2 separate regions of the Mus musculus genome follow, and region 2 is linked to region 1. Evidence: chromatin contacts called from ENCODE POLR2A ChIA-PET data. All regions are on one chromosome and are shown on one strand. The core of a region is the stretch at or near the end of the contact, and the rest is flanking DNA. Distances in the headings are between cores, read along the strand shown. Region 1 overlaps Phc2 (polyhomeotic 2). Region 2 holds the start of Zfp362 (zinc finger protein 362).

The links. ChIA-PET counts read pairs that join two places held with the same protein, here RNA polymerase II (POLR2A).
Region 2: POLR2A ChIA-PET joins it to region 1 with 40 read pairs in Patski. The contact joins the promoter of Zfp362 here to the enhancer-like site in region 1. POLR2A ChIA-PET finds 5 or more read pairs at or near these places in 2 of 5 experiments (Patski and embryonic stem cell).

The regions. Positions count from the first base shown.
Region 1 is chr4:128,710,009-128,713,058 of GRCm38, forward strand. It overlaps Phc2 (polyhomeotic 2), which reads left to right. Exons shown (of 15, transcript NM_001195130.1): 6 at 1,050-1,136; 7 at 2,051-2,351. Among named protein-coding and RNA genes, the nearest start is that of Gm33712, 16 kb to the right of the region's middle. Within about 2 kb of position 1,508, at least 1 of the 3 ENCODE cell types and tissues checked has a DNase peak (open chromatin) inside an H3K27ac peak, as active enhancers do.
Region 2 is chr4:128,804,597-128,807,646 of GRCm38, forward strand. It overlaps Zfp362 (zinc finger protein 362), which reads right to left and starts at 1,516. Exons shown (of 9, transcript NM_001081098.1): 1 at 1,416-1,516.

The DNA.
Region 1 (3,050 bases), core at 258-2,757:
TGCCCCGTTCTATTTCATGTAGAACATACCTGACCTGGCACTGTCTGCCCCTAAGGGGTCCTTAGGTCTGGGAACAGCAGACTAGGAAGCAACCACGTAACCGTGGTGGGCTCCAACCGACAAGTCCCCGCCCGTGCCGCCCGTGCCGCCCAGGCTGAAGAGAAGCTGGTTTTCTCTTTTACCCATGATGACACCATCCTGAAGACAGCGTAGTCCCTCCCTGCCTTGCTGTTAAGGCCAGAGCATCACACCGGGGGCTGCTCTGATCTTGTTCCCTAGTTTTTCTTCCTGACTCCGAGCTTGTCGCTGCGGGTACTCTTCCCCTTCCCAGGCAATGCCTCAGACAGCATATGACTGGACTTCCATGTCCCCAGCCAACTGGCAGCCACACTCCACTTTACTCTATGTCCCCACTGGGGTCCTGATGCCCATCTGCTGCCCTCTGAGAGCAGAATGTACACAGAGGGAGTGATCCAGGAGGCCCCAGCACTGAGATGAAGGAGGCCCCCTGCCCCGACACCAGCTTATCCACATGCATGCAGAGACAGAGCCACACAGAGGTCAAGGTGCCAGCCAGTGCTGCCTCTTTACCTGCACCCCTCCAGATGAGACGCAGTCACCGTAGCTCCAGGCCATCTCCTTCCTCTGCTGTTGCTGCTTCCAGACTCCCCTCCCCACCCCCGCTGAATCAGAGCTTGACTAGAAAGTGACCACTGTGCAAACCGATTTAATCCTTTTTGAAAGATAATCTTATTCCGATCTAGCCCTGGGGAACAGAGCTATCTTAGACCTGGAAGATCAGCCTATGACAGCTGCCCAAGGTTCCTCCTCACAGGACTGAGGAGACAGTGCCAGATTCTGAGGCAACAGAGTCCCTCAGAACAAGGGTCCCGCTTGCTTAGCCATCCCCTGGCTAAACTGCTCTCCCCTGTGGCTCAGCCTACACTGGGCAGGTAAAAGGTGCCTCGTTCCCTGTGATTCCAGACCCAGCTAGGTAACTTGGTGCAGGTAGCTAGGAGCCTAGGCCCTCTGTTCCTTTGTCCCCTCAGCTCATCTTCACGCCCACGGCCACCGTCGCTACTGTTCAGCCTGAGCTCTGCACTGGTTCCCCTGCTCGGCCCCCTACCCCTGCCCAGGTGAGGACCCCGGGCTCGTGGGTGGGCAGGGGGGTGGGCAGCTCATAGAGGGGCAGGGGTGCTGGCAGTGGTAGGACTCGTCTATGAAGCAATAAGAAAATGGACTCGCTCGTTACCATCCAGCTGGCCTCAGCACCTCTTGGCTCCTCTGAATATAGGTAGGCAGCAGAGAGCACCGTGAGCCAGCACTGAGGGGAGGGGATCAGAGGCAGGGGCATACGGAGAGAAGGAACGGTATGGGTGCTGGCCTCCGGCCTTCTGCTACAGCACAGAGGAGCTATTCTGTGTGAGACGTCTGTGGGAACCTGAGAACGGACCTCTTACTCAGTCTGTCTTCCTACGCCATCTCCAGAAGGGGGACCCAAGCTCGAGGATGGAGAAGCTAGGTTATGAGTCCGGCACTGCCCCCCATTGTCCAGCAGAGGGCAGCAGGGACCAGGCTGAGTAAGCATGCGGCTGTCTTGGAAACGACCTGGCGTTAACCTGACTGTGAGGACAAGCTGAGCCTCTGCTTTGCCTGTCAGTCTTGTTCTGTTTTTTTCCATACCGTGCTTTGCCGCAGTAGGATGCAACGAATCCCGATAGTGTCAGGGGTGGGGAACGAAAGGCGCTGGCTTCCCTGCCCCTGTCTGCCCCAGCCGGGCAGCCCCAGAATTCAGTTCTGATCACTAACCATACTTCCTGTGTTCTTTACAAACTCCACCCACTCCGGGCTTCTCTTTCAGCCCCTAACTACCCACCCCGTGCGTCTCTCTTTCTGGTGTCTCTTCTCTATCTCTCTTTCTCTCACTCGCTCCGTCTAGAAACCATTTTCATGTCTGTAGTCCTGGATCTGCCCTAACTCCCTCTCAGGTGTGTGTTGCTGTTGCCCCGGCCTGCATTCTCTGGACTCTCACGGGGCCCCTCTTTTTCAGGTACAGAACCTGACGCTTCGCACCCAGCAGACACCAGCAGCAGCAGCCTCGGGCCCTCCCCCCACCCAGCCTGTCCTGCCCAGCTTGGCCCTGAAACCCACACCCAGCAGTAGCCAGCCTCTGCCTGCCCCACCACAGGGCAGGACCATGGCTCAGGGTTCCCCTGCGGGTGCCAAGCCTAGTGGGACTGACAATGCGCCAGAGACACTCAAGGCAGGAGATGGTAACTGCAACATGGAGGGCCGGCCAGGGCCTGGCCGGGCAGTTCCTGCTGTGGCTACTCACCCGCTCATTGCACCAGGTAAGGTCCCAGCACGATGAAGTCTGGGTTATGGATCAAGAGAGCCCTCCAAAGCTTCCAAACGTTCCTTCCCATATGTGCGTTAGGACACCAGACTCCCTGTCCCCTCCCAGTCCTGGGGTGTTTGCCAGCCCCAGGCTCCGGTTCATGCTTAGTCTGACTTTAGAAACCACATCCCTAGGGTTAAGCCTTTGCACCGACACAGCCCCGGCTCCGGGAACCGGTCACAGCCTTAGCCCTGAATGGGTGGGGACTGGTAGATGGACTATTTTGGGATCCCCAAAGTTAGTGAAAGGGATGTGGCCAGCCAGAGCTTGGGAGAGCCACAGGCAGAGGAGAGGCAGGAAGCTGACTCTAATCCTTCAGGAGGCCTTGGCTAACTTATATGGGCAAGCTTTCTGACTCCTCTGAGTTCCCAGAGGCTGGGGAGGTAAAGGAGGGTGACACTGTGGCCTGTTCTGTGTCCAAGCTCCGAGCCCCGCAGGAGAGTGGAAGGACCCCCTAACCTCGTGGACAGGAGCCTGGGATCTCCACACTTGAGAGTAAATTTAGAAGATTGGAAAAAAAAAAAAAAGCTGATTGTTTGCTGGGCCCATTCATTCTGCAAATGGGGGTGAATCAGTGGCCTCTGACTAGCCCCCGGCCCTGCCCACTGAACCTCCCAGCACTGGCTGTGAATGAGAAAATCTGCCAAGAGCT
Region 2 (3,050 bases), core at 266-2,765, 95 kb after region 1:
CAGAACACAAGGGCCAGGCAGTCAGCTACTCCTATGTATATCGGGACCCACAGGAGCTGCAGGCCTGTACCCAGCTAAAAACCCACCACTAAGGACATTCATCAACAGAGGCCATCTCTGGAGGCTAAGAAGACCACCCATACCTGAAGGGGGTTCTTCCACTGCAATCAACCAGACTTGCCCCAAGAGGGGGCTACCAAAACTTCCTGTCCACCAAGGGGGCTCTGGCCACCCATGAAGGGGCAAGCCTCCCTCCATCTCCAACACACACACAGCTCCTAAAGGATCCACACTGCTGGAGGACAGGGTGGCAAGAAGGGTCATGTCCTCATGACAGGGATCTTAGCTCCAAACCCTGGGCCCACTTTATGCCCCTAGAGCCAGCCAACTCCCCCAAATCTGGGGCTACAATATAGTTCCTTACAATACCACTTTGATACAGAGCCTCGTCCAAACGACTCCTCCCAAAACCTCTCACCTCAGCCCTACACACACACACACACACACACACACACACACACACACACACACGACATCCCCACCCACGCAGTTCTGGGGAAACCGGCAGTTAACTTTTCCCAAAAACCCTGCAAAGGCGACTAGCTAGGTGGGAAGAAACAGAGAAATGGGCCCCCATATCCTTTCGCGGCATCTCAGGGCCCTCAGGGGAAGAAAAAAAAAATCTTAAAAAAAAAAAAAAGCAAGAAAGAAAAGAAAACTTTCAGAGTTAACTTTAAATTCCCAGCCCCCTCCCCCCAAATCACCCGGCAGCTTCTCTCCCCCTTATTTTTTCCTTTAAAGTGTAATTGTATTGTGTCTCACCTCCCCGAAAGGCTCCCGGCTCTCTCCAAAGAAAAGGAAAAAAGCCAACCCTTCGGGTGCCCCCTCTGCTTCCAGCCGCCTCTCCCACATTCTCAGACAGTTTTATTAAAATCTTCAGACAAAAGAAAAACAAAAATGGCAGCCTGGCTTATTTTTAAAACAGGACAGGGACGCCATATTCTGCAGATCTGCAAAAAAACGGAGAAATCCGGCACTGGCCGCTCCACCGGGCCGGCTGCAAAGTGCGCGAACCGCGCCGTTTGCAATCCGTTTATTTGCATTAAGCCCCATGAATCATTGTTTACCGGAGAATTGCAGCAGGTTTGAATAGCCCGGCTTAGGAAAACACACACGCACACACTCGGAGACGAACCCCAGACACGCCGCGGGAGACGCTGCCTACCCCGCGCGCGCAGCCGCCGCAGCCACGGCCGCCCCGGGGCCCGGCCCGAGGCACCGGCGACCCCCGGGCCCACGCAGCGCGGCCGCCCCGCGCTGACAGCGCTCGCGCCCGCCCGGCCCCCGCCCCGCAACTCGGCGCAACTTTCCCGCGGGCGGGCCCGCTCCCCCGCGCGCCCCGGGCCCGCACGGACCTGGCAGTGCTGGCGGCGCTCCGGGACGCGGCCGCAGCCCCGAGCCCGGCGGCCCGAGTAGGGCCGGGCTGGGGGCTCCCGGCTTCGGCGGTGGCGGCGGTGGCGGCGGCGCGCGGCTGGGGCTCGGTGCGGAGCGGCGCGCAAACCTTCCGGGTCGCCTGCTGTTCACTTCTGGGTTCTGCAGGCGCCGCGGCGGCGGAGGCCGGCTGTGCAGCCGCGCGGCCCCGGCGCGCTGGGCCCCGCGAGCGAGCCGCGTCCGGCCCCCCGCCTCTCGGCTGCGCAGCCCGCCCGGCCCCGGGGCTCCGGCGAGTGGGCAGCGCCCGGCGCTGGCGACGGCGAGGGGAGGGGGCCGGCGGGGCGGGGACGGGCCGCGCGCTGGGGGCCCCCGCTCGGCCCCGGGGCCTCGTCTCGCGCTCGCCGCCGCCGCCGCCAAGGAAAGTTGCGCGGCGCCCCCTGCCCGCGCCGCGCCGCGCCGGAGGCTGAGCCACAAAGGAACTCCGCGCCCCCCTCCGCCCGCCCGAGCCGCGCGGGGAGGGCACCGGCGCCCGGCCCTAGGACAGCCCCTTCCCCAGCACGGGGGCTCCCGGGGCCCGGGCGGCCGCGGCCATTGTCCCGCCCAGACTCCGCTCCCGGGTGGCGGTGGCCTGGGGACCCGGGACTGGCTGGTCACGCTGCTCTCGGGAGGGGTGGGGGTGTCCCTCCTTGGGAAATCGCAAGCTGGTGCAGACCCCCACGGTGCTCCCCCCCCCCCCCACACACACACCCGGTGACAAACGGCCAGGCTCAAGATCCCTGCTAAGATTTTGGTTATTTATTTCTGAAGAAAGGACGTGGGGGCGGGGTGGGGTGCAGAAGTTTGCACAAGCCAGGACACCGCTTCCCAACCCTAGGCCTGAGTCTCAGCGGTGGGGCGACCAGGAGCTGACAGCACTTCTAGAAAGTCTATCAGAGGTGGCACCGCCTGTCCCCCCAGCTCCAGACCTCAGAGCCATCTGCGCGACTCCTCCTCCCGCCTCACCCTCCCCAGCCAATCAGTCACCAAGTCCTCTTGATTCGGCCTCGCGGGCTGTGTCAACTTCTAAACTTCACTTCTACCTGAGGAGGCAGGCATTCCCGATTCCGAACCCGCTTAGATTTCTGTGGCACACTCTGCTGTCCACCTGCAGGCCTAGAGGATCAGGGCTGCCTCTGCCGTCCTAAGCATCCCAGAGAAGGAAGGACACAAAAAACCATCCTGCTTTCTGGGAAGTATAAGTTCATAGGCACGTGCGCTAGTTGGCTGGGAACACAGTTCTAAAAAGTGTGGACAAAGTCGCTGTCCTCGTGAGGATTCCAGTTTAGCACAGGATGTCACACATTGGGGAAGCTGGAGGGTGGGACCCACGGAGGTCGTTGGTTCCTTCTCAAAGCATCAAGCACACAATTCCGGGCATAGGGCAGAGGCACAATAAGCAAGCGGCAAAAATTAACTGGAATGATATGGTATTGACAACACAGAGAAGGCTACTCTCCTAGAGAGATAGGGGCTGTTTTCAGAACATGGCTCTGGGATGAGCCTGGAGAAGAGAGGAACACCTTTGTTCTGAAAACAAAAAGACTAGCCCAGAGTTGAGAAGGTTCTGTGAGGAAAAACAC